Linked DNA regions of Homo sapiens: region 2 is linked to region 1. A link is a loop called in an ENCODE intact Hi-C map of the cell type or tissue named here. Cell type or tissue: heart left ventricle. All regions are shown on one strand. Links, peaks and the distances in the headings refer to the core of each region. The heading gives the core; the rest is flanking DNA. Region 1 overlaps ZNF423 (zinc finger protein 423). Region 2 overlaps ZNF423 (zinc finger protein 423).

Evidence for each region. Peaks named below come from ENCODE experiments on the same cell type or tissue, not always from the same donor. Only the 100,000 strongest peaks of a DNase experiment are listed, where the experiment ranks them.
Region 2: a loop joins it to region 1, with 1.9 times the contacts of the local background. A loop is called at or near these places in 13 of 110 quality-filtered maps.

What each region holds. Positions count from the first base shown.
Region 1 is chr16:49,611,223-49,627,395 of GRCh38, reverse strand. It overlaps ZNF423 (zinc finger protein 423), which reads left to right. Exons shown (of 8, transcript NM_001379286.1): 5 at 1,142-1,226. Among named protein-coding and RNA genes, the nearest start is that of LINC02179, 150 kb to the right of the region's middle. RefSeq lists enhancers at 9,632-10,132, 11,150-11,650, 11,651-12,151. In heart left ventricle, for the core only: no CTCF peak of the experiment used is centred there; a DNase peak (open chromatin) is centred at 6,815; H3K27ac peaks cover 1,125 bases.
Region 2 is chr16:49,735,589-49,751,761 of GRCh38, reverse strand. The region is part of intron 2 of ZNF423 (zinc finger protein 423); the gene reads left to right. Among named protein-coding and RNA genes, the nearest start is that of ZNF423, 110 kb to the left of the region's middle. RefSeq lists enhancers at 4,973-5,473, 6,763-7,344. In heart left ventricle, for the core only: no CTCF peak of the experiment used is centred there; no DNase peak of the experiment used is centred there; H3K27me3 peaks cover 419 bases.

The DNA of each region.
Region 1 (16,173 bases), core at 3,791-11,790:
TGGATAGGTAGATGGAGGATGGATGGATGGGTGGGTATGTATGTAGATGGATGGATGGGTAGATGGAGGATGGATGGGTGGGTATGTATGTAGATGGATGGATGGGTAGATGGAGGATGGATGGGTGGGTATGTATGTAGATGGATGGATGGGTAGATGGAGGATGGATGGATGGGTGGAGTAGATGGATGGATGGGTAGATGGAAAATGGATTGATGGGTAGATGGAGGATGGATGGATGGGTGGATAGGTGGGTGTGTATGTAGATGAATGGATGGGTAGATGGAGGATGGGTGGGTATTATGTAGATGGATGGATGGGTAGATGGAGGATGGATGGATGGGTCTATTGGTGGGTGTATATGTAGATGGATGGATGGGTATATGGATGGATGGGTAGATGGAGGATGGATGGGTATATGGATGGATGGGTAGATGGAGGATGGATGGATGGGTCTATTGGTGGGTGTGTATGTAGATGAATGGATGGGTAGATGGAGGATGGGTGGGTATTATGTAGATGGATGGATGGGTAGATGGAGGATGGATGGATGGGTCTATTGGTGGGTGTATATGTAGATGGATGGATGGGTATATGGATGGATGGGTAGATGGAGGATGGATGGATGGGTCTATTGGTGGGTGTGTATGTAGGTGGATGGATGGGTATATGGATGGATGGGTAGATGGAGGATGGATGGTAGATGGATAGATGAATGAGTGGATGGATGGGTGTGTATGTAAATGGATGAATGGGTAGATGGGTGATTGTGTATGTAGATGGGTGGATGGGTAGATGGAGGATGGATGGGTGGATGTTTGGATGGATGGGGGCATGGGTAGATGGATTTGCCCTTCTAAGCAAGGAGGCCTCCCCTCAGCTCCCTTAAAGCTTCACCTTGAGATGGCAGTTTTCCCAGATCTAGCAGAGAAGCAGCTCCCTTGGAATGTAGCTTCATGCCCCTTCCTCAGTCTGGTAGAGCTGGATTTAGAGGAAGGTGGGAAGAGAATGGCCTGGGGAGACCTAGGAGGGGACTGGAACCATTCTGGAAAGTCTTGACCCAGGCCCCCTAGGAACTTTTGCTTTCTCCTTTTTCCTACCTCCTGCCTCTCTAAATCTTTTATTTTTGGTTTCCAAACAGAAAAAGACATACCAGTGCATCAAGTGCCAGATGACCTTCGAGAACGAGAGAGAGATCCAAATCCACGTTGCCAACCACATGATTGGTAAGAGAGCATTTCCTCCCAGCCATGCTGGAGCTACTCTTTGGGGTTTTAAATTTGCGGTTCCAATCATCATTTTACTGGCTTTTAGGCCAAAGGACAGAGTCACTGCTGCTGTTTCTGAGACATTGCACATGGGAGTGAAAATGTCAGAATGGGGGCCCTTTCTCCATCTGAGCCTTCTTGTCGCAGCTCCACTCACATTATAATCAAACTTTTGACAATCTCTTCCATTTTCCAGCATAAATTTCCCTCCGTTTCTGAAACAAAGTGCTTTCCAATTGTCAAGCACTCAGGAGCAATTATGCTTCAATTTTGTGTGTCATGACATTGAATAGATTTAACTGCTCACATTTCCCTACTCAACATGGTGAATTCCTCAGGCACATTGTCAAAACAGAACGCTTACAAAGTTATTTCAGTACTTTTCCCATTCCTCTTCAAGTGGTTTTGGACTTTGGAAAATTCAGCCTCTCTAGAAGGGCAGCTTGCAAAGTTCTATGGAGTTCACACACTTGGCACAAGAGACCTGGGAAGCTGTGAAGTCCCCTCTACCTTGGATGGGTGGATGTGGTCTCCTTGGCAGCTAGGGGTGCCCTCATTGTAGGAGAGGGCACAGCTGGATGTTCTGATGTTCTGATAGGCATGGAGGTTCTAAGGGAAGGGGCTGGCCTGGGATGGGCTGGGGCCTGGGAGAGCTTCAAGAAGCCTGGTACCCTGGGTCTTTGTTGGACATGTGATCACTTTCTCCAAGACTCTAGTCTGAGCAGTGAAGTTGCAGCCATGGGTTGAACTTCATCTTTTTGTTAATTTTTTATTTTAGACAGAGCCTCACTCTGTCACCCAGGCTGGAGTGCAGTGGTGCAATCTTTGCTCACTGCAACCTCTGCCACCCGGGTTCAAGCGATTTTCCTGCCTCAGCCTCCCAAGTAGCTGGGATTACAGGCACCTGCCACTGCGCCTGGCTAATTTTTCACCATCTTGGTCAGGCTGGTCTTGAACTCCTGACCTCGTGATCCACCCGCCTTGGCCTCCCAAAGTGCTGGGATTATAGGCGTGAGCCACCACGCCTGGCCTGAACTACTTCTTTACTTCATCTCTGTTTTTCTTCTTCTAGCATCTTTTCATTGTTGTCTTAACAGCTATGCCATCGGAGTACTGGTTTACAAAACCCTTTACTGCGTACATTTAGAAAACTTCTCATAAGTGAGAAGCTTAATGAATTTTCATGAACTAAACACACTTGTGTAACCCACACACAGATCAAGAAACAGACTATTTCCAGCATTTCAGAAGCTTCCCTCTTGGGCTCCTTCAGGCCCTCCCTTACCACCAACAGGTCATCACGATGCTGATGTCTAATAATATAGGTTGGTTTTGCCTGATTTCTAGTTTATGGAAATGGAATCACAGTTTCTACTCGTTTGCACCTGACATCTTTCACTTTTCACATTATTGCCTCTAGTTAGAGATCATGCCTCTCATTGGTGTATAATAATCTGTCACAGGAGCATGCCAACCACTCTTTATCTGTTTGATTCTTGATGGGCCCATTCTGAAATAGTGCTGGCATATTCATGGACATGTCTTCTTTTGTTTTGGTTTGGTTTGGTTTTTTTTGAGACAGAGTCTCACTCTGTCACCCAGGCTGGAGTGCAGTGGCACGATCTCTGCCCACTGCAACCTCCGCCTCGCAGGTTCAAGTGATTCTCCTGCCTCAGCCTCCCAGGCAGCTGGTACTACAGGCATGCAGCATCTCCCCTGGCTAATTTTTTTGTACTTTTAGTAGAGACAGGGTTTCACTATGTTGGCCAGGCTGGTCTCAAACTCCTGACCTCAAGTGATCTGCCCATCTCAGCCTCCCGAATTTCTGGGATTACAGGCATGAGTCACCATACCTGGCCCCATGTACATATCTACTGATGAACATATGTATGTGATTTTATTGTGATTATAGGAATATATAGATATTATATTTTGCGTTTATATATAATACATTATATACTGTTATATACTATATTCTTTATATGTGTAAATATGTATATAAAATGGGAATATAGGATTTGGATGGACTTGCTGAGTCACAGGTTAAATGATGTTCACCTTTAGTAAATGCTGACAAATACATTTCTGAAGTGGTTGTATGGACTTAACGCCCCCACCAGTGGTGTATGAGAGTTGGAGTTTGCTCCAAATTTGTACAGCCATCAAGGTTTTGTTTAAGGTTTGCATTGCAAAGGCCCTTCTTTAGTGAAGGTGCTCTCAGGGCAGGTATGGGTCCCCTGGTCCCTACCTAGCCACAGCATTGGCCAGTCCCCCTGACCCCCAACCTATCTGACAGCCTCTACCCCCAGTGCCTTGGAGCCAGTCTCCTGCAGCCACTGACTCCCAATCGTGTGTGTGGTGGGGCTCACCTGGCGGAGAGTGGGGAGGAGGGGCCCAGGAAGAGCAGGTGGGGGCTGTGGGAGCTTGGCCTGACAGGGAGATTGGTGGCTTCTTAATTTCTCCGTCTGAAAGCCCCCTGCTGAAGGATAAGAAGGGGCACTCCCCTGTCAGTCACTGGCTGCTGAGAGTCCTTTCACGGAGTGTCAGGGAGGTGAAGATGAAGATATCTAAAAATGTTTGCTTTTGTAGCAGATGTTAATGCGCGTTCCTGTTTGTAAGCATGAAGGGCGCAAGCCTGGCTAATTGGACTGCAGTGATTTCTGAGGTGTTTCTGCCCCCTCCCTCCTCTCTTCTACCTTGCCTTTAGTGCAGAGCCTGGAAGCTATGTGTCCTCAAGTGCAAGGCAAGGGGGTTGCTCTTAACTAGAGTTGTGGGAAACACAAAAGGAGGGTGTGAGGGGCATTTGGGCCTGTGTATGAGCTGTGGGCCGGGCTTCTGAGGGAAGGCGCCTTGGCTGGGGGGCTGGACAGGTCCCCTTGCCCATTCCTGCCCTGCAGCGCTGTCAGCTGACCTGGAGCCCAGGAACGTGGGAGTTGGAGGCCTGGAGAGCAGGCAGCAGGGAGTGGTTGGTTGGTCCCCGAGTGCAGATTCCAGTTCACTGCGGCATGGAACCCCGGGTGAGCCAGACCTCCGGTGGCTGGGCAGTCCCTCTCGCTCTAACCTGCACTCCCTACCTGCCTGCCCTCCCCGAGCCTCATCAACCCAGTCTACCAGAGGACCTTGACTGAGCACCTATGGCATGTTGAGAGTTGCAGCGGTCTCTGTGGGTGACGGGAGTACAGGGGACATGGTCTCTGCTTCAGAGATCATCCCATAGAAGACACTGCACATAGCATGCAGCAAAGAGGTCACATTGAATAAGGATGCTAACAGCTGCTACTGACTCAGCCTTTCTATGTGCCAGGCACTTTACATGGGCACTAGTTCCCCATCTGACAGATGAGGAACCCGGGGCTTAGAGAGGTTACGTGAGTTACCCAAGTCCTTCCAGCCTGAGTAATGGAGGCAGAGTCTGAACCACAGCTAGGGTCCCTCCATTGTGTTTGGAGCCCCTGCCAGGGCCTGTGGTGGGAGAGACCTCAGGGTTCCCTCTCCAGGGGAAGGCTGATGGGCATGCAGGTAACTGCAGTGCAGTGATGTGGGTGCTCCCAGAACAGGGCCCCCTGGGCATTGAAGGATGAAGAGGGGGGACGTTGCCTTCGGAGAGATGGCTGAACATCAGGAGGAGGCTCTGGAACAATGGGTTTCTGCCAGGCTGCGAGGGTGATGAGCCACTGCCTATAGCAGGATGGGGGGTGAGCAGAGCAGGTGAGTCTGGGGGGCTGTAGGTGCTTGGCTTGGCCAAGACTGAGGCATTGTGGGGAGTGAGAATGGGGAGGGGGTTGGGGTGAGCCATGGAGCACCTCCGATACCAAGTGGAGGGGTTAGGGTTTGTCCTTCACCCCGTAGGCCAGGGTCCAACTTTGGGGGCCCCTTGGCTATGGTTTACTAGGCTTCTCTTGAAAAACCACAAGAGGTGGCAGCAAGGGCTTCACATTCCCGCAATCATCATTCCCACCTGGCGTGACTTAGCAGCAGCAGCAGTTTCCTGTATGTAGGCAAGGCATGCATTCCCAGGCATCATGGTCTTGCTCAGTTAAGTCTCCAGCCTGGTCCCTGTGGGTACCTGAGTTTAAACCTTGGACTTAAGCGCTAGGGAGCCATTGAAGGTTTCAGAGCAGGGTATATCCTGGCCTGAGCCTTAGGAAGAAGAATCTGGCTGCGGTGTTGAGAAGGAACCAGTTGGGAAGAGAACGAAGACCCACCTGGTGTGGTCCTGGGGTGAGTGAACAGGGCAGGGGGAGAAGAGGAGTTGATGGAACTTAGATGTGGCTTGTGCTGTGATTCTGGCTGGCCCTGGTGGCTTGGGAAGGCTGCTGGGGAAATGGTGAGAGGCAGACACTGCAGGCCTGGTTTGGGGCTGGCTCTGCAATCCCAGTAAATCTTTTGGGGCCCAGTGTCCCAGTGGATGGCTTCTCCTGCTAAATGGTCTGAGCCCAGAGTGGCTGCCCTGCCGCTGACGGGGGTAAAAGTCCCCCTTAGTGGCACCAGGGGGACTTGGTGGGTAGAAGTGGCCCTGTTCAGCTCTGCAGCCTTCTCATAAACTCAGGGCACTTGGGGGTCTGAGGCAGGCCTCCCCTGGGACCCGGACTGCTGGAGAGCTCCCCTGCGGGGCGGTAAACCGGCCTTTTTATAGCGGGGGCCTCTGCATGGCTCTGCAGCCCGGAGACCCTGGGAGTTATGATGACTCAGGGACATGTCTCCTTGGAAACATTTTCCCAGCACCCCTCTCCTGGCTGCTGCTTGGAGGGGAGTGATTTGGATCTGATAGAAAGGCGAGGGTCTTTGGAAACCTTTCAATAGCAGGGTCTCCTTTGAAATCCCCCCTCCGCATGGAGAATGAGGCCCCTTCCCTGGGACTCCCCCAGCTTTTGAAATGGCTTTGACACTTCCTCCCCCAGAAGGCACATGAAAAACTTGGAGCAGCCCAGAGCTCTGTGCTGTGGCCTCCTGCCGGGTTGACCCAGCTCTGCCCAGTCGCCCTTTCCCCACCTCCCCTTCACCCCCTCCGAGGACTCTGGGAGGATGACTCCCACCTCTGCCGCCCCAGGAAATTGCTCTGCAGGAGGCCCCTGCCTTGGGCTCCCCGGGGGGGCTGCTGAAGGAGAGAGAGGGAGGCTTATGGGGGGCTTGGCCCAGAGGAAGCTGGTCCCCCACGGCTGGGAAGGGAGGAGCAGTGGGTCTGCCCACATGTGTTGAACATATATGTATAATGTATGTACACTGCCCTCCTGGGGCACATGGCACCTCACCCTGGGGGGCAGGGCCTGAGTCTGGAGACCCCCAGGAAGCCGATTTGCTGGAGAGGCCTTACTTTTAGTTTGTTTTGGGTGGGGATGGCTGGATAAGGGGTCTGAGAACTTGTCCTTGAGATAACAAACTTGCCATGACCCAGGTTGGCCCCAAGGGAGTGACTCAGCCTCTGGGCCCCTGGACGTCCTCACGCAGGGCCTCACGGGCCCCTTGGGGGAGCCCCGGGGAGGGTCAGGGCTGGGAAGGGATGGTCCTCAGGGAATCTTGTCAGGAACGCTTGCCCTTGCTGTCCTTGGAAAGTGGCTGTGGACTCTCTGGCGGGCAGCCAGGCCAGAGCCAGGCCTGTCCCGGTGGGGCATTAGTCATTCCGGAGGCCTGCTTTTCATGCTCACGCCGGCCCTTTCCCTGGGTGCCTTCAAGGGCTGGGCTCTGCTGTCAGGGGCAAATACATGGGGGAGGAAGTGGGTGTTTGGAAAATCAACCCCTCCTGCCTCCTGCCCAGGCTCTTAAAGTGTCCCCAGTGCCAGCTTCTGTCCTTGTGTGTCCTCTTGTCCCCAGCCCTCCCCTGTCACTGTGGCAGGACTGGCCCTGGCCAACCTGGAGGGAGGCATGTGTTTTGTGTCTGTGTGTGTATGTGTCTGTGTGTGTATGTGTATGTGTGTGTCTGTGTGTGTATGTGTATGTGTGTGTATGTGTGTGTTGTGTGTGTGTGGTGTGTGTGTGTGTGTGTGTGTGTGTGTGTAGAAGAGAGAGAGGGAAAGAGGGAGACAGACAGAGAGAGGGTTTTTCTACCTTACAAGTCTTTATGAAGCACATCCCTGGAGATACTTTCAAACCACCTTGCAGAGCCAGGGCCCACTGTTCAAGCTGCCATTTGGACCCTGGCCCCGTGCTGAAGGCCCAGCCTGCAGCATTTTGGAGGGGAAGGAGTCTCTGGTCCAAGGAGGACAGTCTGGAGTGGAAGTCAGTGTCTCGCCCCAGCTCCAGGGAGATACAAAAAACCCAAATAGAACCACAGAGGAAAATCTCATGAACATGAAAAGAAAAAGGGGTTCCTGTCTCCTTTCTGCCAGGATCACGTGTTGCTGAACCGGGCTGTGTCAGGCTCTTCAATGGTGCTTTTGATTCAGGTAACACCAGACCCAAAACATCTGTCTAACCTTAATATGTGATAAAAATGTCTCCCTCTCCCTCCAGAGATCATGTTTCAGGTTCTGGAACTGTTCTGTCAGAATAACAAGCCTGTACAGCAAGACTATAATCCAATTCTTTTTTATTCTTTTTTTTTTCGTTGCCAAACCCCCAAACTAGGGCATAGTCACTTCCCCCTCAACAGTCTTCCTGGCTGAGAGAACCAGCCCAAAGGACTTGGTTTCCCTGACTTTGAATCCCGTTGGTTCATTCGAGGAAGCTGTTTAGGTCTATGGAGAATCCATCAGTTCTGAATTTTAAAATAGTGGAAAATTTCTCATTTTCTTGAGTTCCTTTTGTATGCGTATGTGTTTGTTTGTTTGTTTTGGGGGAAGGCCTCTGTCATTGAGGTTTCTTCTAGTAGTAACCTCATACCTTCATGTTCAGTAAACACTATTAAAATCCTCGGTGGGCTCTGTGAGGGGCCGCTAACCCAGCTCAGGAGATGATAACCTGCAAGGTCAATGTAACGTCACAAGTCTAAGATAAGGGAGCTCAGAGGACAGGCATGTTGCCCAATCTGGGTATTCCAGGAAAACTTCCTGGAAGAGGTTACACCTAATCAGGGTCTCAGAGTATAAGAAGTAAGGTGGGAGGGGAATTCCAGGCAAAGAAACTAGTACAAGCCAATTATAGAGAAAAGAGGTCCATGTAGTATGTAGGGACACTGTACACAATTCAGTACTGCAACAGAACAAACTTTGAGGCAGGAGGTGGGTGGATCACAGCAAAGGGGATGAGGTAGAGTAGGTGAGAGAAGGTGAGGATGTTGGATAGGAGGATATGGGCTGGAGAAACATTTAAGAGACATAACCAGCAGGATTTGCTTATTGAGTGGACATGGGAGGGGGAGAAGTTAGGAAGACTCAAAGGTCTCAGGTGACCAGGTTTTGGGTGACAGGTGGCAGATGATACCATGCCAGAGGAAGAGCTCTTAGGGACTGGCAGAGAAGACAATGATGCTAGCAGTGGTTCATGTAGCAGTCCATTCTCACACTGTTGTAAGGATCTACCCAAGACTGGGTGATTTATAAAAGAAAAAGGTTTAATTGACTCACAGTTCTGCAGGGCTGGGGAGGCCTCAGGAAACTTACAATCATAGTGGAAGGGGAAGCAAGCACGTCTTACATGGCGGCAGGAGAGAGAGAGAAGAAAGCAAAGGGGGAAGAGCACCTTATGAAACCATCAGATCTTGTGAGAACTCATTCATGAGAACAGCATTGGGGAAACCACCTCCATGATCCAATCACCTTCCTCTCTCGACACGTGGGGATTACAGGTCTCTCCCTCCACACATGGGGATTACAATTCGAGATGAAATTTGGGTGGGGACACAGAGCTAAACCGTATCAGTCAGTACCATCTAATGAAGCTTACTCAGCACCAGGCCCTTCTTTCCATATCTGCAGGTGTTATCACACTTCACCCTCACAACACCCTGTGAGACGTGCTGTCATTACTTCCTTTTATCCATGGGGAGTTGAGGTGTCATGTCCAATGTTGCTAGTTTCAGGGTAGGGACCTGAACTCAGCCAGTGTGACTCGGGGCCTGCGCCCTTAACCCCTGCACCTGAAGGCTCATCACGTTTGGTGGGCTTGAGTGTTTGTGATAATGTGGCCTTGCACAAGATACCCATGGAGATCTGAGGGCCAGCAGGGCCCTGTCTGGGGAAGAGGATCCAGCGGCATCAGCATAGATGGTGAGAACATCTGGGAGGAGCCTGGAGAGTGAGGAGTGTAGGGTGGTTGGTGCTGAAGGAGCAGTGTTTCCAGGAATATCAATTGGGTGCAGTGTGAAAAGTGCACTGGGAGGGAGGCTGAAGAGGGTCTGTGTGGCTCAGCAACAAGTGGCCATTGTGTCCTGGGTGTGAGCAGGGTCAGTGGCATCAGATGGAAGGGGTCAGGAGGAGATGGGGGTGGGCAGCAGTGTCAGTGGACTTTCCGGGTTCCAGGCTGGGAGAGGAGGGAGAGAAGTGGGAGCTGGAAGGCTCCAAAGGTAACAGGAAGTATTTGCATTTTTAAGAGAGAGAGACCAAAGTGTGTTTCTAGGTTCGGGAGAGAGATCCAGCAGGGAGGGGAAGAGGAAGGATGGAAGTGAGGGAGATGCTGATGGAGCTGGTCCTGGAGGGGCTGGCACTGGAGCCCTGGCATCATCTTGCTTGAGCCGGCTCATAAGCATGTTCTTCTCTTCTTGCTGTCATGTCACATGGGCTTGGTGGCCTGGATTGTTGAACTGACTTTGTTGAGCATCCTTTGATGTCATTTGGCTGCTTGGCAGCAGCTGATGCATGGGCAATTTCCCTCATACCTGCTTCTGGCTGAGCCTTACTGGAATAACAGCAGACAACAAGGGTCCTGTGGCCAGTGGCCCCAGAGCTTGGTCCCCTCTGTCCTGAGCACCCAGTGGGCTTCAGAGCCTCAGACCTGGCCTTGGATCCTTGGGGCCCAGCGGGGAGAAAGTGGAAGGCCTCTTCCACTGGCCTCAGGAGCGTCCTGAAGCTGCCCATGAGCCAATCGTTATGGCCAGGGAGGTGGAGCTGGTTATCTGGTCAGGCTGGTGACCCCTGCCCTTCCTGGGTGTCTGCCCCCCAGCAGTGGAAGTAGGAAGGGTATTATTGAAAAGAAAGAGGGCTTTTATTTCCACAAGAAGGGGCAGCACAAACAGTGCAACTCACCACACCTACTGGTTGGCACTGTTTGGAGGATTAAATAAATTAAAATGTATGAAAAGGTCCCAGCACACTGCCTGGCACATGTTAAGTTCTGAATAAATTCTATCTATCAATATTGTATTAGTGTTATTAGATGATGATGATGATAGAGTCCCAGTTTAGAGAGGAAAAACCGGCCATGCTAAGCCTATATACCAGATGTCAGTGCTTATCAGCTCAGAGGATGCTCCTGAGGGCTTTCTGCAAGAAGAATGGCCCCCTCTCTCTGCCTTGTCAAGACTCCAAGGGGCTGGGCCTGGAGGACAGACCCAGAAGGAGTAGCTCCAATCAAGCCGATTTTTCATTTATTCCTTCATTCATTCAGTTTTCTTTTTTTAATTTTTAATTTTTATGGGTACATAATAGGTGTATATATTTATGGAGTACATGAGATCTTTCGATACAGGCATGCAATATATAATAATCACATCAGGGAAAATGGGGTATCTATCACCTGAAGCATTTATTCTTTCTTTGTGCTACAAACAATCCAATTATACTCTTTTAGTTATTTTAAAATGTACAATAAATGATTGTTGACTGTAGTCACCCTGTTGTGCTATCAAATACTAGATCTTACTGATTCTGTCGAACTATATTTTTGTACCCACTAACCATCCCCACTTCCCCTCCCTCCCTGCTACCCTTCCTAGCATCTGCTGACCATCACTCTGCACTCTATCTCCATGAGTTCAGTTGTTTTAAATTTTAGCTCCTACAAATGAGTGAGAACATGGGACATTTGTCTTTCTGTGCCTGACTTATTCCACTTAACATAATGTCCCCCAGTTCCAAGTTATTTTTCTTTCTTGAATACCTACTGTGTGCCAGGCAGTAAGCATGAATATTGCAGCAAGCAGAACAGTCTTTGCCATTTTGTCCCAGAGCATAGTGTCTGGTGGGAGCAGACAGGTGTTCACTAAGAGAACAAGTAAGAGCTCCTGATTGTGTCCAATAGTGATGGGTACCACACAGAAGAGAAGGGCGGGTCCTGGGTGTGTGTGGGAGCAAGGTGAAAATGAAACGTATGCAGCGGCCTCCCTGGAACTGACTTGCAGGCTGATAGCAAAGTCTCATCAAAGCATTTTTTGTTTTGGTCAAGCACGTGGCTGCCCACCGACCTGAACACTTGAACCCACTGCTCAGCACGTCCTTTCCCTGTAGGGAGGCGAGACCATTTGGGTGGAGCCAGGTCATGGCGACAGAGGCCCAGGGGTTGGCCTGGGCTTAACTGGGTGATGCTCCTGGTGCCTAGAGGAGCCCCTTGGTCAGGCTGCCAGGCCCCCTGTTACCGAGACTCCAGCATCTGCTCTTTAGACCTCTGGTTTCTGCCTGATTGCCCCACACAGGGTTGTTTCACCAGCAGCTGGGGGACTTCAGGCCTCCCAGCTTGTGACTGCCCTCTGCCCCCACCATGGGACTGCCTAGCCTGCGTGCCTTTCTGGTCCTCTGGCATCCCTTTGCTCATTCTCTTTTACTTCTCCCTGTTTCCACCCTGCCTTTTTCAGCCCACTGTCCCTGGGGGCTCCAGAACCCTCCTGTCCCATCCTTCCCCTCTAGGTGTCCAGATTTACCCACTAAAAATACAGGCTAAGTAAGTTTGAATTACAAATAAACAGCCAATACATTTTTAGTCGAAGTATGTCTCCATTCATTTGCATGGGACATACTCTACTAAAACATTATTTCTTGTCCGAAATTTGCATTTGCCTGCCGTCCTGTATTTTACCTGGCAACCCTGCACCCTCTCCACGCCTCAAGCCAGTTAGCCTGGGAAGAATGCTGGTGCTCATTACCCCCCTGCCCCGTGTGTGTGTGTGTGTGTGTGTGTGTGTGTGTGTGAGATGGAGTTTCTTTCTTGTTGCCCAGGCTGGAGTGCAATGGCACGATCTCGCCTCACTGCAACCTCTGCCTCCCAGGTTCAAGTGATTCTCCTGCCTCAGCCTCCTGAGTAACTGAGATTACAGGCAAGCGTCACCACACCTGGCCAGTTTTTGTTTTATTAGTAGAGATGGGGTTTCACCATGTTGGCCAGGCTGGCCTTGAACTCCTGACCTCAGGTGATACACCCGCCAGAGCCTCCCAAAGTGCTGGGATTACTGTTGTGAGCCACTGCTCCCTATCCATTCCCCCTTCTTTTAAAGCCCCTCCTGGGCTTTTATTTGTCCTTTAAACATTTTTAGCTTAAAGACAATAAAGTTCTTATTTTGAGATAATTGTATATTCACATGCAGATTCACATAGAGGTCCTCTGTACACTTTACCCAGTTTCTCCCAACAGTAACATCTTGCAAAACTAGAGTACAATATCACATCCAGGATATTGACATTGATACAGTCAAGCTACAAAACATTTCCATTGCCACAAGAATCCCTCCCGTTGCCCTTTTATAGCCATAGACACTTCCCTCCTACCCATAATCCTTGGAAACCACTACTCTCTTCTCTGTTTCTATAATTTTATCATTTCAAGACTGTTATATAAATGGAATTATATTTAAGTTTTCGTTATTTTGGGGGTAAATTCCCAAGAGTGCAATTGCTAGGTCTGTAGTACTTGCATGTTTGACTTTTTAAGAAATTGCCAGACTGTTTTCCACAGTGGCTGTGCCATTTTACATTCCTACCAGCAATGTAGGAAAGATCACATTTCTCTACGTTCTCACCAGCATTTGTTCTGTCACTATTTGTTTAGTTTAGCCAATCTGATAGTTGCATTGTGATATCTCATTGTGCTTTTAATTTGCATTTCCTTAATGGCTAATGATGTTGAACATCTTTTCATGGGCTTATTTGCCAGCCATTCCTCTTTGATGAAATGTTCCTTCATAAATTTTGCCCATTGTCTAATTGGATCATTTGCTTTTTTACCATTTAGTTTTGAGAGTTCTTTATGTATTCTAAGTACTAGTCCTTTGTTAGGTATGTGGTCAGCAAATATTTTTCCCAGTCTGGAGCTTGTCATTTTATCTTAAGAGGAGCTTTTGCAGAATAAAAGTTTTTAATTTTGTTTAATTAGATTTGTCAATTTTTCCTTTATGGATTATACCTTTGGTGCAAAGATTTTCTCCTATTTTTTTTTTCCTGAAAGTTTTATAGTTTTATTTTAGGCCATGGTCCATTTTGAGTTAGTTTTTATATACAATATAAGACTTAGGTTGAAGTTTTTTGTTTTTGTTTTTATTTTTGCCTATGAATGTCCAGTTGATCCTGTATCATTTGATGAAAAGGCTATCATTCTTCTATTGAATTGCTTTGTTTGTTTTTAGAGACAAGATCTAGCTCTGTCGACCAGGCTGGAGTGTTTGTAGCATGATCATAGCTCACTGAAGCCTTGAACTCTTGGGCTCAAGCAATCCTCCTGCCTCAGCACCAACTTCCCCCCTAACAAAATAGCTAGGACTACAGGCATAGGCCACCACATCTGGCTAATTTTTAAATTTTTGTGGAGAAGGATCTCACTATGTTGCCCATCTGGTGTTGAACTCCTGGCTTCAAGCAATCTTCTTGCTTCAGCTTTCCAAAGCACTGGGATTACAGGCATGAGCCACATTGTCCAGCCTCTCCATTGAATTGTTTTTGCACCTTTGTTAAATATCAGTTGAGCATATTTCTGTGGGTCTGTTTCTGGGTTCCACTGATGTATGTGCCTATCCCTCTGCCAAATACAATATAGTCTTGATTACTATAGCTATAGAATAAGTTTTGGAATTGAATAAACTGATTCCTTCTTTATTGATTGTCTTTTTCAAAATTGTTGCTATCTAGCTCTTTTTGCCTTTCCATATATATCTTAGAATAATCTTGTCTGTATCTACCAAAATTCTTGCTGTAATTTTGACTGGAATCATGTTAAATGTGTATATTGATTTGGGGAGAAATGACATCTTTACTGTCTTGAGTCTTCTAATCCATTAACATGGTATGTTTCTCCATTTATTTAGACCTGTGATTTCTTTCATCTTTTTTTTTTTTTTTAAAGTTTTCAACATCCTAATTTGGTACAGGTTTTGTTAGATGTATCTAATTATTTTAATTTTTTGAGCAATTATAAATGGTATTGCATTTTTAATTTCAGTGTTCATGTGTTTATTGCTAGTATATAGAAATACAGTTGGTTTTTGAATGTTCATTTTTGTATTGCTTGACTTTGCTCAACTTAGTTGTAGGAATTTTTCTGTAGATTCTATGGGATTTTCAGCATAGACAATCATGCCATCTGTAAATTGGGACAGTTTTATTTATTTCTTAACTATCTGTATGCCTTTTATTTCCTTTTCTTGCCTTATTGCCCTGGCTAGACCTACTGGCACTATGCTGAGTAACAGTAGTGTGAGAGTGGGTATGTTTGCCTTATTTCTGATCTTAAGGGAGACAACATTCAGTCTTCTACGATTAAGTAAAATAACAGCTATAGGTTTTCTTTGTAGATACTCCTTATCAAGTTGAGGAATTCTCCTTCTATCTAAGCATTTTTTGTTTGTTTGTTTGTTTGTTTTTTACCATGAATGGGTGTTGGATTTTGTCAAATGCCTGAAGTTTTTGTCTTTTTTTTTTTTTTTTACTGTACCTATTGTGAGACCATGCACTTTTTCTTAAGTATGTTAATATGGTGGATTATATTGACCAGTTTTCAAATATTGAGTAAGCCTTGCATCCTTGATATATATATATCTCATTTGGTCATGGTGTATACTTCTTTTTATATATTGCTAACTGCTATTTGCTAATACTTCGTCAGGGATTTTTGTATCTGTGTTTATGAGGGATATTGGTCTGAAGTTTTATTCTTGTCCTGTCTTTGACCGGGTTTTAATATAGGGCAATATTAATTTACTGAAATAAACTGGGAAGTGCCCTTTCCTCTTCTGTTTTCCAAAAGAAGTTATGTAGAATTGGTGTTGATTCTTCTTTAAACATTTGTTAGATTTATCCAGTAAAACACCTGGGTCTGGGGATTTCTTTACAGGGAGTTTTAAATTATGAATTCCATTTCCTTAATAGAATAGGACTATTCAAAATATCTATTTCTTATTATGTGTATTCTGGTAGTTTGTATTTTTTGAGAAATCAGATCATTTCATCTAATTTATCAAATTTATGTATGTAGAGTTTTTCATAGTATTATTCCCTTATTATTCTTTTGATGTCTGTAGTGTCTGTAGTGATATCCTCAGTTTCATTCTTGATATTGGTAATCTGTGTCTTCTCTCTTTTTTTGTTAGTTTTCTTAAAAGAATTGTCAATTTTATCAATCTTTTAAAACACCACCTGTTTGTTTAATTGATTTTCAATTTTGTTTTACTGTTTTCTGTTTCAGGGTTTCTGATCTTTTCCTTATTATTTTCTGCATTCTGCTTGTTCTATGTTTATCTTCATCTTTTTCTAGGTCTTTGAGGTGGAAGCTTAATTAATGATTTGAGACTTTTTCTCTTTATTAAGCATTTATTGCTATACATTTCCCTCTTAGCCTTTACTTAGCTGTGTCCCACGAATTTTGACATGTTGTAGTTTATTTTTTTGTTCAGTTCAGTGTATTAAAAAATTCCCATGAGCTTCCTCTTTGATCCATGATTATTTAGAGGTACGTCGTATAGTTTCTATTGTTTGGAGGCTTTCCTGCCTTTCTGCTATTAATTTCTAGTTTGGTTCCATTGTGATAGGAAAAAACACTATGTATGATTTCAGTTATTTTAAATATGTTGACATTTGTTTTATGACCCATGATATGGTCTGTCTTGGTATTTGTT
Region 2 (16,173 bases), core at 3,513-11,512, 120 kb before region 1:
CCCATGCATGGGTGGTACTGCTTCTTCCTCTCCCGACACTCAGAAGCCCAGCATGGGTTTGAAGATCATTTACTCTTTAATAAATCAGAAGACTAGTTCTGGCTGAGGTCATGATGGGATTTGAACCCAGGTCTGACCTTGCAGCCAGTGCCCAGGCCAAGGCACTTTGCATGGAGCTGGGTACATATTGCTAACTCAGAACTCTCATGTTAGAAATGTTTCCCAATAAGATTTGACCAATTTAGGCTGGGCACGGTGGCTCATGTGGGCTCCCATCTCTGCCTCCCAAAGTGCTAGGATTACAAGGTGGGAGGATTGCTTGTGGCCAGGAGTTGGAGACCAGCTTGGGCAACATAGTAAGACTTCATCTCTACAACAGATTTTTGAAAAAAACTAGCCAGGTGTGGTGGTGCTTGGGAGGCTGAGGTGGGAGGATCACTTGAGCCCAGGAGTTGGAGGCTGCAGTGAGCTGTGATAGCACCACTGCACTCCAGCCTGGGTAGCAGAATGAGACCCTGTCTCATACAACAACAACAAAAATAAAAGATTTGACCAAGCTGAGTTATTTTAAAGTACGGAGGCTGTCAAACAGTCTTGTATGTGACATGAGCACCTGCAGTCTATCTTCAGTCTGGAGTTCCCATGTGTGCCTTGAATGGAGTTGTGTGCACTGGACTCTGGGCCGCTTGAGGGGCTCTCCCAGCACCTTCTGATTTCAGGATTTGATGGCGTGTCCTGGGCCTTCCTCGGGCCTTTCGTCGCCGTCGGGCCTCTGTCTCTCAGCTCTGTGCTGTAGACACACTGGCCTCCGCTTGGTTCTTGGAGTGCACGATGCTCCATGCCTCAGGTTCCTTTGTGCTTGCTGCTCCCCATCACTGTCACCATCACCGTCTGGTTCCCTGCAGCTTGGCTCACGCTGCTTCCTCAGTGAGGCTCTCCCTCCCTCACCACTCTGGCTGGAGCTGGCGTCTTCCAGCCCCTGTCACGTCAATTATTTTATTTCCTTGGATGCGCTGATCACTCACAGCAATGATTTTATTTCTCTATTTATGCATCTTCTGTCTTTTTCCCCACTAGAGGGTAAACTCCCTGAGAGGATCTGTCCACCTCATTCCCGGTTTTGCTCTGGGACAGTCCCTGGCACGTTGCAGGGTCTCCGTGAGTGTTTTGTGAGTGCACAGATGGCCTTAAATGCCCCTGCGCCTCTCTTCTGGAGAGGAGCGTCTGGCTGACCCTGGGGGCTCTGGCCCTCCTCCCTGTGTCTGGCTGACACGTCTTCTGTGACTCAGTGCTGGCAGTTGGCAGAAAGAGAGGAAGGTACCTCCCAGAGGAGTCTGCTTCCCAGAAACACCCAGCCCACTTCCCCCACCTGGGATCCCCCAGGACAGAGGAATGCAGGGACTTCTTGGAAACCCCTGACTTGGCCCCTGGAGGGTGATGACTTGAAGCCCCATATTTAAATGTTAGTGACAAAACCCAGGAAGCCTCACAATTTTGTGCCTAGGAAGGGGTATTGGTGGAGGAGAAAGAGGAGAGGAAGCCGCCAACTGAGAATTCCCAGAGTAGGAATTTCCTAAACTTTTCCCCAGATCACTGGGTGCAAGGAAGCAGCCCCGATGTGACTCACCCCGAGCAGCAGCATGATAGGTGAGCTTGCACTTGCCTGCACAGGTGTGAGTGACAGCCAGAGATGGGCTGTTCGGCAAGGTATGGGCTGACGGCAGCCTTCCCTTCAAGGTCAGCCCCAACTCTCCACCACATGGCCCTTTCCATCTGCACGGATGGACTGGGATGTGGGGAGAGTGGATGGCAGCAATGCTGAAGCAGGTGGCCCCCTGAATTGCACCTCCAGAGACACATGCGTTCGCGGGAGGGAGAATCTCCTTAATGCAAAGACTCCCAGGGTGAACCCATTTGCAAAGCGAGGAAACCTTTTCTAAGATAGAAACCCCACCCCCACCCCTCCCCAATTCACTACTGGGGCCTGTTCACATTTAACTAGGAGTTGTGGACCCGTGTGATTTCCCTCCAGACGAAACTTTAAAGGCAGACTCTCAAAACGATCCCTGGAAGAGATGACCATGGCCCAGGGGCGAGTGGAACAAAGTGTAGAAAGGTTACAAATCAGCGTGTGGCGCAGGATCCCATTCGCACACGGCGATTGCTGCGCGTGTCCGTAAACGCAGGAGAGGATGTGCGGGATCGCGCTCATCAAAGTGGTCACAGCCCCAAGCTCTGGTAGTGAGATTTCAGGTGTTTTTTACTATTTTTCTTTATACTTTTCTGTATGGCTTGTATCTTTGACATCAGTCGCAGTTATCTTTGTAATCAGAAATAACAGTAAAGCATCGTTTTTTTCTGGGAAGGAAAGATACTCAGAAACACAGAAGCAGTTCTGGGGAGAAAGCCGGGTAAGACCACAGGCTGGCCGAATGCACGCCCTGCATCCCTGTCAAGGTCAGGACCTGGGATGCTTGTTGCAGTGTGGGCAGATTCCCCGGCATGGGCGTTTCTTGTGGGGGTGGGCTGGGTCCTTCCTGCACCCACTCCTGCTCCTGGCATAGCCCAGGGCTCCCAGGGGACCTCACTTCTGGGGCTTCTGTCTTTGGTGAGACTTGGTGCTGCTAGATACCCCTGTGGAGTGGTGCCTTGGCTTGAGAGGAGGTTACTCTCCTATGCTGTTTCGCCACCTTCCTCGTCTCTTTATTTAATGCCGTGGAGATGGGACCGTAGCCCCTGGACTCCATAGAAACCGCATTGTCCATGTGGAAAAGCTGCAGCCTGTGGTCACGCTGGTCTTTACCATGCGCTGGACTTCTCTGTTGACCTCTTTCTGCATGAGAGGGGTGCACACAGCGGGGCTCAGAACCTGGTATCCCGGGAAGCACCTCGATGCTCAGAAGAAGCTGGAACCCCTCTTCTACCACCCTCTAGCAGTGACCTTCCCCCTCGGGGCCTCAGTTTCCCTATCTGTAATAGTACCTCTGTCATAGGGCAGGGGGTCACAGGTGGGTACCCATCAAGATACTTTCCCATCCTCCCATCCCTGCACGGAAAAGGGGCTTCGCTGGAAAGATTTCCAGAAACTGTTTTGAACTCTGACCCTGGCCATGTCTTGCCTGTAGTAAGTGATCAGGTGATGTCACCCGGTGTGATTTCTTAGCAACCAGCTACTTTGGTCGGCCAGCTGGCAGATGTTCTCCTACGGAGAGAGTTGGAGTAATTTTTTCCGTTCGATGTGCACTCCTGGAAGGGGGCCAAGACGCGTTTTAGGCAGTACCTGGCTCCTCCTTGAATTAGGCCGTTTTCCATTCTCATCTCCCCGAAGGTGGTTTTCCAGCCTCAGCCATGACTCACAATCTCAGCATACCCACAGGAGGGTCAGAAAATTGGTGAGAAGTGATTTTCTTTTTAAACTCAGAGGTGGAAAATCTGCATTTACTGAAAAATGACTAACTTGGTGTTGTCCAGCAATGGGGCTTGTCCAAGAAGGTCTGCTTTATGGAATGATGTGCATGACTTTAATCACCTCAGTCTACCTTCATTCATCCATTCAACACGGGGTTATTGTGCACCTACTACGTGCCAGGCACTGTTCTAGGTGCTTCGGATTCCACAGTGAACAGATAGAAGTTCCTGCTCTGAGAGAACAATATACTTAGGTCTTATTTGTTTATTTATTTATAGAGACAAGGTCTCACTTATTGCCCAGGCTGGCCTTGGATTCCTGGGCTAAAGTGATCCTCCTGCCTCAGCCTCCCAAGTAGCTGGGACTACAAGTGACAGCCACTGTGCACCTCAGTACCATTTATTCAAGCTCATCCCCTAACCAGGGCTAGGCTCCTCCACACCGGAGGGAGGGAAGGAGCACAGGGCTGGGGCAATAGCCCTGGTTCTGCCACTAACTTGCCTTGTGCCCTGGGGACAATCTCTTGCGTCACAGATTCTGAGAAAGCGCTGGATTGGATTGGCTGTCTTCTTCAGTGCCTTCTCCATCTAAAATTCTGTGCTTCCCTGTGGTTCTCCAATTTATTCACTGTTCTTTTAAAAACTTTTATGATCTAAAAATTTTCAGTGGCTCAGCAATGGTGTTTTTTTTTTTTTTAAATGAAATATCTCAGATAAACAGAAGAGAATAACGACTGTCCAGGATATACCTTTCAGCTTAAGGAATCGTTCACCCAGCTGAGTGCCAGAGTGCCCTACTCTTCCTGCCCCGTTAGGGCTTGGCATTCATCACTTCCCTGTATGCCTTGCTTCTGGAGATATGTGATATTTAATTATAGATGATATCAATTCTTCATTTCCCTGTATGTCTTGTTTCTGGAAATACATATAAATGGTATTTAAATACTACTGATATACATGTTTTAAAACAATATAGATACCATATTTTACCATATAGATAGTTTATCTTTAGCAACTTGCTTTTTTTTTCCCTCTCTCAACATTATGTTTGGAAGATTAATCCGTGTTGATACATGTAGCTGTTTCATTAATTTTAATTGCTGCATGGTGTCCACTCTGTAAATGTACCACAATCTATCTATCGATCTGCTGTTCATGGAGATGTAGATGCTAATTTTTTTTGGCTATTACAAATCATCCTGCAGCAGATACTCTCACGGCGGACTTTCACAAACAGGAGTTTTCTAGGATATAAGCTTCTGTGGGCAGTGACTGAGTCGAAGGGCATGGCTCAAACTCTTTCCCCCGATCTCTGTCTGCCCGCTCTGCTCTCCCCACTTTAAGTACCTTCTTTCCCGGTGGTTCTAGCATATCTCCGGATTGTGTCTTAGTGTCCCCACTTGGGTCATGGGCCGAGCTCGGAGGTCAGGGAAAGGTCAGGATGCTACGGCTAGGGGTGCCACAACTGCTGAGCACTGCTGGGCACCGTGAGGTGCTGCTTCGGGTAGATGGGCTCCAGCTGTTAGGAGGAAGTAGTTCTTTTGCTTCTTGCCCTGAGCTGTCTTAGAAAGCGCCCAGTCTTGGCTGGGCGTGGTGGTTCACGCCTGTAACCGCAGCACTTTGGGAGGTCGAAGTGGGTGGTTCACCTGAGGTCAGGAGTTCCAGACCTGCCTGGCCAGCTAACCCCATTTCTACTAAAAATGCAAAAATTAGCCAGGTGTGGTGGTGGGTGCCTGTAGTCCCAGCAACTCAGGATGCTGAGGCGGGAGAATCTCTTGAACTCAGGAGGCGGAGGTTGCAGTGAGCCGAGATTGTGCCACTGCTCTCCAGCCAGGGTGACAGAGCAAGATTCTGTCTCAAAAAAAGAGAAAGTACCCTGTCTTTTTGGCAATAGCAGTAGGTGAGCAGATGAAAGAAGCCTGGGTTTGTGCTTCACTGTGATTGATAAGGGCAACCCCAGGCTATGACCTTTAGCTTGTCCTCTTTTGAGGTGGGGAAGCTGAGGCTCGATGAGTCCAAGCAGATCTGAGATATCTGTGAGACCCGCTCTCACAGGAAGCTGCTCTGCTCTTTGTCCCACATTTTCTTCCCGCACCCAGTGGCCAGGTGATTCCTTTAACGGTGCAGGAAATTAATCCTGCACTTTTATAGGTGGGGAAACAGAGCCTGGAACAGCAGGGGCCAACATTGCATTCCACTCACAGAATGCCCTCCACACAGAGTTGATGTAGGATGTTGTTACAGGTGGGGAAACTGAGGCTCGGGGAGAGGAAGTGACTGGCCTGAGGTCATGCCAAGAGTTAGGGACAAAGCTCAGATGAAATTACGTACTTCCTCAGATCCCCCTGCACCTGTCCTCATTTTAGGGTATTTCTCTGCCCTGAGTAAGCTGGTGTTGGGGCGCAGATCCCAGTTGGACCTTCTGTGGGGTGAGGGGATAGTTCACTGGGTCCCAGTCCCCTCAGCTCCATCCCCGTGGGCTCCCCATAGAGAGTCCTTTCCTGCCTTTGATGCAAATTCTTGCACTTTCCTGATAATATTCTGGGCTCTTCTTAACACGAGGGGGTCAGCGGCAAGGCATCTCGGCAATTTATAATTCTTGAAAATTCTGTTTGGTGACACGAGTTAGCATTTAATAGACACCCTGCCACCTCCTCTCTCCCTATTGTGACAAGCTCCTGGCAGAATCCTTTTGAGACTAAGGGTAATTGCACCACGCTGCGAACGGGAAGACCACGTCGCGCTCGAGTGCGCCTCAAAAATGTCTTCACAATAGACAGTCAGGTACGAGTTTGCTGGGCTTCAAGGTAATGATTTAAACTTAATTTGACCCTTGATGAGGGAGCCCATGTTTCTGATCAGATGCAGTCTTTAAGTTTGGGCTTGCCTGCCATGCCTTCAATAGTAGCACAAATAATTCCTTCATAACAAGTGCCTTTCAGAGGATGTCTGCTGCTGACAGCTAATATAGAATTATTGCCCCTGAATGCATTTCTGTAATTACTTCCCAGAGATCTGTCTTTGTGTTAGAAGACATTTCGCACTTTAGTAACATAAGTGTTTTGGGAGAGCACGAGCAATAATTATGAGCAGTCTTTCTGTGAAAATAAACCTAAAAAAATTATAAAAGCTAATGGTAAAATTGGTTAGAGCCAGGGAGGAATTTCATCTGAATTTGATTCATGTATATTTATTCTGAGTATAATAACCTTTCCTGCATGGAAACTTTTTTTTTTAAACAAAAGCAATAATGATACAAAGAGCCCGCTTTCTAATTTTTGAGCCAGACCGAAACTGAAAACTGATTAAAAGTGACAAGTTACTCAAGAATGAAGAAAGAAGCCTGATCGTGGAGCTCTGATAGGAGACATTTGCGGTAATGGAAAATGAAATGATTCACAGTGTGATCAATAAAAAATTAGCAGCATTTAATAAAAGGTTTCTGCTTCATGTTGACTAAAGAACATCGCCAGCAGTTTGAAATCCGAGTTAAGTGATGGTTTGAGGAGGAGCCTGGGGGTGGTGAGTGGGGTGTGGGGTGTGCGTGTGCATGTAGATCACACTGATATTGGCCATCAGGCAGAGGCAGCCAGGTCCCTGGGGTGGGTCTGGAAGTTTCCTTGGTGCGGTTCACTTGACCTTTGGCCTGTGGCTAATCCCCCCATGTCTCTGCATCTCTTTGCCTAGGAATGTGAATCCAGGGGTCCTAGGCTGCCAAACAGGCCTTGCTGTCACTGGCTGGGGGGTCTGAGTGCAGTCCCCATCAAAACCCTGACCCCGAGCTGGGTACACCCCAACCCCGAGCTGGGGACACCCTGGCTGGCCACATGTGTGCTGAGCGTGGGGACACCCCGCCTGGCCTCGTGTGTGCTGGGCCTGGGGACACCCCACCTGGCCATGTGTGTGCTCGGCCTGGGGACACTCCACCTGGCCACGTGTGTGCTCAGCCTGGGGACACCCCGCCTGGCCATGTGTGTGCTCGGCCTGGGGACAGCCTGCCTGGCCACATGTGTGCTGAGCATGGGGACACCCTGCCTGGCTGTGTGTGTGCTGAGGCTTCTCGGACCTCTGTGGCAGACGTGTCATGCTGCCCAGGCCATTGGCTTTGTTCTGTGCCTTGCTTCCAGAATCCAGGTTTCTGGAGACATCAGAGAATGTCTTACAGCCCACTTGTGGGGCTCCAAACACCCTCTTGGGGACTGACGGGAAGTCGGCAGAAAGCCGGCAGACCTGAGCAAGTGGATGAGGGTAAGCGGTGGGGAGACCCCTGGGGTCTCCTGGAGGAGCCAGCTGCTTGCATGGATCCTTGGAGGTGGGCTGAGGCTGCCACCCTCCTCCAGTGAGTGGGTGCCTAGATGGGGGTTTACTGGGAGCGGCTCCTTGGAATCTGAGTGTACTCCTCCTGGGGTGGGATAGCACGGGAAAGCCACTCCACGAGTCCTGCTCCCTTTTCTCCAGGCGCCACTTCCGTATTCCCTGGAACGTGGCTGCGCACCAGGCTGTCTCCATGCCTGGCAACTGGTTAATTTTTAAAGGCTTTTTGTGGAGCCTCTGCACTGCGACTGGAGGGAGAGGGGGCTCCCCTGGCCCTCCAGGCCCACCTGGAGGCTCGTTGGTAGGAGGATCATTGGTGGGAAGGGAGCTGCTGGCTTTTGGGTTATAATAGAGGCCCTAGAGCCGGGTCTGGGGAGTCCCTTGAGCCCCCTGTGTCCCGGGGCAGCAGGCAGGACCAGGGGCCTGCTTCGGGCTTCATTCCTGTTGTCCCATCCCTCCCTGGAAATACAGACCTGTGGCTGGATCTTTAAATGTCAGAGTGGGAAGGGCCCTTCCAGACAGCTTCTTCAACACATCCTTATTAATCACCTGCTGTGTACCAGGCCCTATGCTGGGTGCTGAGAGGTGGAGAAGGGGGAAGCAGAGTGAACAAAACTGATGCGGACTTGCCTGCCTGGAGCTTGCATGCCCAGGAGACCTTCGCACATCCAGCAAATAAAATCATGAGGACTGCTATGATAAGTGGAGAAGGAGAGGTGCCCAGCGAGCTCCCAGAGCTCACAGGGGAGGCCTGACCCTGTGGGGGTGCAGATTCACTGAGCTGAGACCTGAACGGTGAGGAGGAGTTGGGCAGGTGAACTTTTACACACTTTCTATTTTGACAGTGAGGCTCTTTCTGCAAAGTGCTGCTGCGGGACCCTGGCGTGGAAGGCGGGCGGCAGCGGGGCTCCCTGGGTGTGGAGGTGTTGTCTTAGAGTTCTGTCCTCAGGCCTGCCCCTGGCACAGTGTTGAGCTGCTAAGGTGCATGGTTTTTAAAATTGCTTCTCTGTGGTCCATGCCTTAATTTACAGATGGGGCAGCTGAGGCCCAGAGAGGGCACACCTTGCCCGGAATGCACAGCGATGATGCCTGGCCCCTGGGCTCTGGGCTCTCCATTCACACCGCCTCTGTTTATCCTTGGCTCTGAGCCAAACTCCATTAGCCTGGCCACTGGTTCTGGTTTTAGGGGTACAGATCCCTCCTCTCCCTGCTTTTCTTCCCCTAACCGGGATCCTTTTTTTGCAGCCACAAGGGGGGTGATTTGCGCCCCAGCATCCTAGCCTTGAGTTCTGCTCCAGGACTGAGAGCAATTAGGAGTGTCAGGCACTAGCACTGGCCACAAATTAGCTGGATTTATCGAGCTCCCCACGCTGCCTGACCATCCTCCCTCCCCTGCCCACCGCCGGCCCTGCTCCCCCATCTCCCCCTTCCCAGAGACAAAACATGACAGCAAGGCGAGGGCAGAATGGTCACTGCCTCAGGAGGTCACGAGGAGGTAACAGTGCACAATTTTCATGGTTCCAGGGTGGCTTTGTCTGACTGTTCTTCATTACTGCACGCGGCGAGATCAGTTTTATTAAGATTGTAAGGCTTGGAGGAGTGACACCATTAACTACTTGCTGGAAAAATAAATTTGATTTTTTCTTGCAGGGGGTGTTTGAGGTTTATTTTTCTCCCCCCTGCTTCCCTCCTCCCCTCTTCCCTCCCTCTCATCTGCCTTCTTTTCTTTCCACTCATTCCTGACCCACTGTAGTTGAGAGCTGAGTGCAAGTGTCTGTGAGGTTGGGGAAGCTGCCATCTCTCTTTACCTTCCGGGGATTTTGTGGCAGCTGAGCCCTGCAGGGAGGGTAGAGTCATTCATTCGTGCATGTATGGAACACCCATAAAAAACAAGGTCCTTGTGACCAAATGTCAGCCTGTCCTGGTCATGGAGCTGTGTATGGTTCTTTCATGTGTTTGCATCTAGAACAGGGGCTGGCACATAGTAGGTGCTCAGTAAATGTTTGTTGACTGATTGAAGATGTGGAGGATTTGTGTCTGACATGGTTCCAACGTTTAGGGAGCTCACTGCTGACCAGCGCCTGGTGGGCAGAGACCTGGAGTGAGGTCACCTGGAAAGTGGTCCCATAGGGAGCATCCACAGCATGAGTACCATCCTCATTTTCTAGGTGAGGAAACTGAGGCTCAGAAGTACAAGCAACCAAGGTCTTGCACAAAAATGGACTTGAACTCAGTTCCTGAATCTCTAAAGAAGAGACACTTTCATCACTGCTTAGCTGACTGCTCAGCTGACTGCTCTTTCTGGTGAGGAATGAGCAGATGACCCTGTGCTCTAGGGGCTCTGAGGGGCTCTTGCTGGACACACTCCATGGCAGAGACCCTCAGTGGGTAGCCCCCAGGCTGGACCAGCCCTCCAAGGCATATTGTTTAGCCCATACTGTGTTTCTTAAAACTTGAAGTCAACATTTAGAAATCATCCAGAAATTTTATAGAGAACGGTGGATTTCCTCCTCCTTCTTCTTCTTTTTTTTTTGAGACAGAGTCTTACTCTGTTGCCCAGGCTGGAGTGCAGTGGTGCAATCTTGGCTTACTGCAATCTCTGCCTCCCAGGTTCAAGTGATTCTCCTGCCTCAGCCCCCCGAGTAGCTGGGATTATAGGCATGCGCCACCATGCCCGGCTAATTTTTTATTTTTTTGGGGCATTTTTAGTAGAGACAGGGTTTCACCATGTTGGCCATGCTGGTCTCCAACTCATGACCTCAAATGATCCACCCGCCTTGGCCCCCCAAAGTGCTGGGATTACAGCTGTGAGCCATGGATTTTCTTCTTTAAAAAAAAAAAAGCAGCAGGTGTGTTTGCAGTGCTGACCATCTAGAGGAGTTGAGACCCCTCCCTGGGTGGGCTTCTGTGTGCTCACTCCACACCCCATTCGCTTGTACACTCATTTCTGTAATTTGTGTGGTGGTGGGGGAATTGGAGTTGAGAGCTTCTCTCCACTCGTTATCCGAGTGACTGAGGGGGCTGTCTCAGCCATCGGAGCCTCAGTTTTGCCGTCTGTAAAATAGGTCTGGTGGTAACGTCTCCCTGACAGGGGCTGGGGGTCACGAGGCGAAAGATACAAAGGAATTGGAAGTTCTGGCCTGAAGGAGGCGATTGCCATCACACTGCTAGTCCTTTAGGTTCTAGACTTGCTGACAACTGAAGATACGTTCTCTGGAAGTTTCTAGTCATTTCTGTGGGCCTCTGCAGAGGGTTGTCCTGTATCAGTCCCTCATGGCCAGACGGAGCAGCCCAGCAAGGCTTGTGTGATGTAGCCGAGGTCAGGTTCAATGTCTCTGACGGACCTTGGCTTGAAATTCCATCCACAGAGCCACAGGCACCGATAGGGACACCGGGGTCTCCCCAGACAGCCATCAGGAAGTTGCTTCCTTATTTAAGAAGCCGAACTTGGACAGCAAATTATGTGTTAAAATATTTGCCTAGAGCTCTGCTGCCAAGGGGACCCTTTAGGCTGAGTGTTAAATGTTACCCCGCTGCCTGCACTGCAAATATTTTAAACCTGAAGATAAATAATGGCTGCCTTTTGGAATTTGGGGCCAGCAATGGATGCACAAGCCGAGTGCGGAATTGGGGTTGGTGGGCTCTTTGCCCAGCCCTGGCCACACCCCTCCCGGGGCCTGCTTGAGAGAGTGTTCATGGAGGAGAGGGTTCTTCTCTGTGAGCAGGACCCAAACGAACACTGAATAGAGGCTAAGCCAGGGCTTTGACCTGGTGCTCAGATTCAGAAAAGGCATCTTGCCCTCGGGAACATGTTTTTAGGAAACGTGCAGGCTGTTAGGGTGGAGGATATTTTTTTTAATGAAAAAGAAATGTCGGCGGGGTACAGTGGCTCACTTCTGTAATCCCAGCACTTTGGGAGGCTGAGGTGGGATTACTTGAGGCTGGGAGTTTGAGACCAGCCTAGGCAACATAACAAAACCCCATCTCTACAAAAATTTTAAAAATTACCTGGGTCTAGCCGAGTGCGTTGGCAGGCGCCTGTAATCCCAGCTACTCGGGAGGCTGAGGCAAGAGAATCACTTGAACCCGGGAGGCAGAGGTTGCAGTGAGCCGAGATTGTGCCACTACACTCCAGCCTGGGTGACACAGCAAGACTCTGTCTTGGGGGAAAAAAAATTACCTGGGTCTGATGGTGCATCTGTAATCCTGACTGCTCGGGAAGCTGATGTGGGAGGATTGCTTGAGCCCAGGAGTTCAAGGCTGCAGTGAGCTGAGATCGCATCACTGCACTCCACCCTCGGTGACAGACCAAGATCCTGTCTCCAAAAAAAAAAAAAAAAAAACCAAACAAAAACAAAAAAACAAACGTGTTGCTCCAGGGTAAAGACTTTGGAAATGGTAGGTATCTTCCTGGACCGTTTTTCCCTCAGCCACCTACAGAGGGCGGGCACAAGAACAGTGGGCTTGTGGGTTGTAAGCTGATCACACCCCTTCACGGAGGAGGTGGCTCGCACCTTACTCAGGATCGCACAGTCTGGGAAGGGGAGGATTCACACTTGGACCCAGGACTTTCCTCTCCTGATGGAGTGGATTTTTTTTCTTTTGGTATGCATGGACATTTTCGTGCCTTGCAAGAGGGCCTGTGCCATGACATTCCTTGTCCTCCTGCATCCTCAGGAGCATGTGAGGCCTCCTGCCAGACCCCTCCGGGTTTGACGCCTCCAGCTTTTGTCTGCACTGCGATGCTGCACATGTTGGTTTGAATCATAACCCAGCAGCAAGACAGTGCTTACCAGCTACCATTGTCTCAAGCTGTACTATGAGCCAAGCATCTGGCTTTGTATATATCACCTTATTAAAATTATGTGACTTAATTAAATGAGTCCCAGAGAGGGCAAGTGACTTGTTCATGGTCCCCCAGCTGCTAAATGGTGGAGTGTGGATTTGAACCCAGACAGGCTGGCTTCAGAGCCTGTGATTCTTTTCTGTTTTTTCTCTGTCATCCCCGACAGTCCCTGGAACATGCATCCAGCCATCTGCTGCTTGTATGTGTCATTACTTAATGACTGTCTTTATTTCAACAACTTGGTTCCATCAGCTCCACTGCACTCCTCTACCCCAGTGTCCCGATGGCTCCTGTACAGTTGGGTTCTCTGGTAACCCCTGGATATGCCTAGAATGTGGCGCCTGGTGGTTCTGCTTTCTGCAGGGGTGGGTGGTATGGTCTCCCATCCAAATCTGATTGGGAGAAGAAGTGAGAGGTGGGGAAGCCTTTCCAGGGCTTGCTGGCCTTGCTGGTCCTGCTGACCCCGCTGCCCTCTCACTCTCACCTGGCAGTGTTCCTGGCTCTCTCACTTTCTCCGCTCCACTGGTCTCCCTTCTCCCCTGCACCCTTTCTCCTCCCGTCCATCCCTGCTCTGGCCTCCCCTATCCCCTCGAAACCCCACAAGGCTCCTATATCCCCTGATGTGGAGCTGAGCTGTGTGCCTGTCTCATAGTGGCCATGCATTCAGGTGAGCCCCGCCTCCCCACTGTGAGGTTGGAGAGGATGGCGTTCATGAGATTCAGGCTTCTTTTGGGCCTATGAGGAATCAGAGGCTCAGGTAGGGGACTTGCCTTGGTCAAGGTCACTCATGGTTGGGGGCTGAGGTGTACTGGAGCTAAGACCGGAATCTGGGTCCCCGACCAGCCCCAGCCCTGGATGCCGGCCCCTTACTACTTAGCGTATCCTCTTGGGCATTCATTTATTCATCTAATCACTCATTTGCCCACCCCATATTTATTAAGCATCTTTTCTGTGCCAGCCTTTGTGTGGGCTTTGAGGCCGCCAAGATGAATGGGGTTGGGGAGCACCCCGTATGTTGCAGCAAATGTGCATGTGTTATGCCTGGCACACCGTAGGCACTTAATAAGTATTTGTGGAAAGAATGAAGGAAAGAATGGGTGAGTGCGTGTGATTGTTGACCCTGGTTTGTCGCATGTCTCTCAAGCTCTGTCCTAGGTCTCTCTGTCTCGGGTGCATGGAGGCAGCTCCTGGCCCCCTGCCTCCATCTTGTGGATACTCAGCCATGTGGCCCCAGAGGTGGGACCTCTGATGGTGGCTGGGAGGTTTTCAGTGTGCCCAGGGCTCTCTGCTGACTAGCTGACTCCCGGGACACGAGAGCAAGGAAGAGGCATCCTTCTGGGTGAGTTTCCTTCTGATTCGTGTGCTGGCCAGGGGCCGACATTGGCTGACCCTTTTCTAGCTGGCCCTTGGGAGGGTGAGGCCCTGGTGGCCCTGGCTCATGACCTTGCGAAGCCCTGCTGGGAAGGTAGGAAATGTGCTGTTCTCAGACCTGGCAGCCTGTGGGCAGTCTGGTCCCCTGGGGCCTCTCCCCGTTCCCCTTTTCCTGGCAGTGGACCCAGCCAGCTGTCCCCTGCCCCGTGATTTTGCAGGCATTCCCTTTCTGCCTTTCCGTATAGTGGTTAAGAGTCAGGATCAGCTGGGTGCGGTGGCTCACACCTGTATTCCCAGCACTTCGGGAGGCCGAGGCGGGTGGATCAGAAGTTTGAGACCAGCCTGGCCAACATGGCAAAACCCTGTCTCTGCTAAAAATATGAAAATTAGCCAGGCATGATGGTGCTTGCCTGTAATCCCAGCTACTCAGGAGGCTGAGGCAGGAGAATCACTTGAACCTGGAAGACAGAGGTTGCCGTGAGCTGAGATTGCACCATTGCACTCCAGCCTGGGTGACAGAGTGAAACTCTGTCTTGGAAAAAAAAAAAAGAGTCAGGATCTAGAGTCAGAAGACCTGGATACAAATTCCTCTCTGCCCTTCCTGGCACGTGCTTTGAATGGGCTCCTGAGCCTTGTTTTTTTTTTTTCCTCATTGACAAAGTGGGTGAGTCCATTGCACCTACCTGCAGAATGGGGATATCCATTGTACCTACCACATAGAGTTTCTGTCCTCATCGAAATGGGGCAGTGTGAGTGTAAAATGGTACCAGGAGATGCTCACACCATACTCAGCTCCCCTCAGGGTGTAGGGGAGGCTGTGCCACCTCCCTCTGTCCCTGGCAAGGCCCTCTGTCCCTGGCAAGGCCTCTGCTGCTCCTTCCCTCTAGAGGGCATGGGGCCATCTGTCTTGCTGCACAGCGTTTCTGCAGGGTCCGCTGTCTGCTCTCAACGTCATCATCTTGAATGCAAGCCCTTTCTTAAGGGCAGTAGCTCAGTGAGGTGGGAAAATTCACTACTTTTACTTTATTTTTTGAGACTCTTGCTCTGTTATCCAGGCTGGAGTGCAGTGGTGCGAACACGGCTCACTGCAGCCTCCAACTCCTGGGCTGAAACGATCCTCCTGCTTCAGCCTCTCAAGTAGCTAGGACCACAGGCGTGCACCACCATGCCTGGCTGATTTTTAAAATTTTTGTAAAGATGGGGTCTCACTGTGTTGCCTGGGCTGGTCTCAAACTCCATAGGTTCTCCTGTCTCATCCTCCTAAAGTGCTAGGATTACAGGCGTAAGCCATTGTGACTGGCCTGAAAATTCAGTGCTTTCCAGCGAAACATGATTGAGGTGAAAGGTTTTGTTATTGCCTCTCTTTGCTCATAGAATGTCCCCCAAGTCCATATCTTGGGTTCAGGGAAGCTGGGTTTGGGTGGGTGTGGTGTAGTGGGGTTTCCTGGTGTGGGTGTACCCTCTTCCTCCTGGCTGCAGGAAGAAGCTGGCAGGACAGGGCAACCTCGTCATATGTGAGGCTGAGCCATTTGAGATTGCCAATATTCAACTTTTTTGACCTAAAAAATGGCACCTTTATATGATTCAATCTAATACTTATCGTCAGACAATAAACTGCACTGTGGCCCCTTCCCCTCCTTCTGCCTCTACCTGTGTGGGGATTCAGAGGCCTGCTTTTTTGAAACCAATCAATTAATTCACTCATCCATTCATTCAACATTTATTGAGCCCCTACTATATGTCCCTCTGTATGCCAGGGTTGGGGGAGGTGGCACTGAGCTAAATTAGACACAGCTCCTGCCCTCATGGAGCTTATAGTCCGGTGTGGGGCGAGAAGGTCGGCTATCCATTGCTACGTAACAAACCATCCCAAAATGTAATGGCCTGAAGCAATAATTTATTACTACTTCTCACAGTACTATGAGCTAACTGGGTTCAGCTGGCAGTCTCACTGGGTGTTTCTTGTACAGTTGCAGCCGCATGGTGTTTGGAGCTGCTGTCATCCAAAGGCTTCTTGGGGTGGGATGTCCAAGATGGTGTGCTCCCATGGCTGAAGTCGGTGCTGGAAGCTGGGAGCTGTTGACTGGAGCCCCTATGTGCTCTCTCTCCATGTGGCTTGGGCTTCATATATTATGGCTGCTGGGCTTGAAGGGGGAGTGTCCCAGGAGATGCAGGGGGAAGCTGCAAGCCTCCTTCTGACCTAGCCTCAGAAGTCTAGAATAGCACTTCTGTTG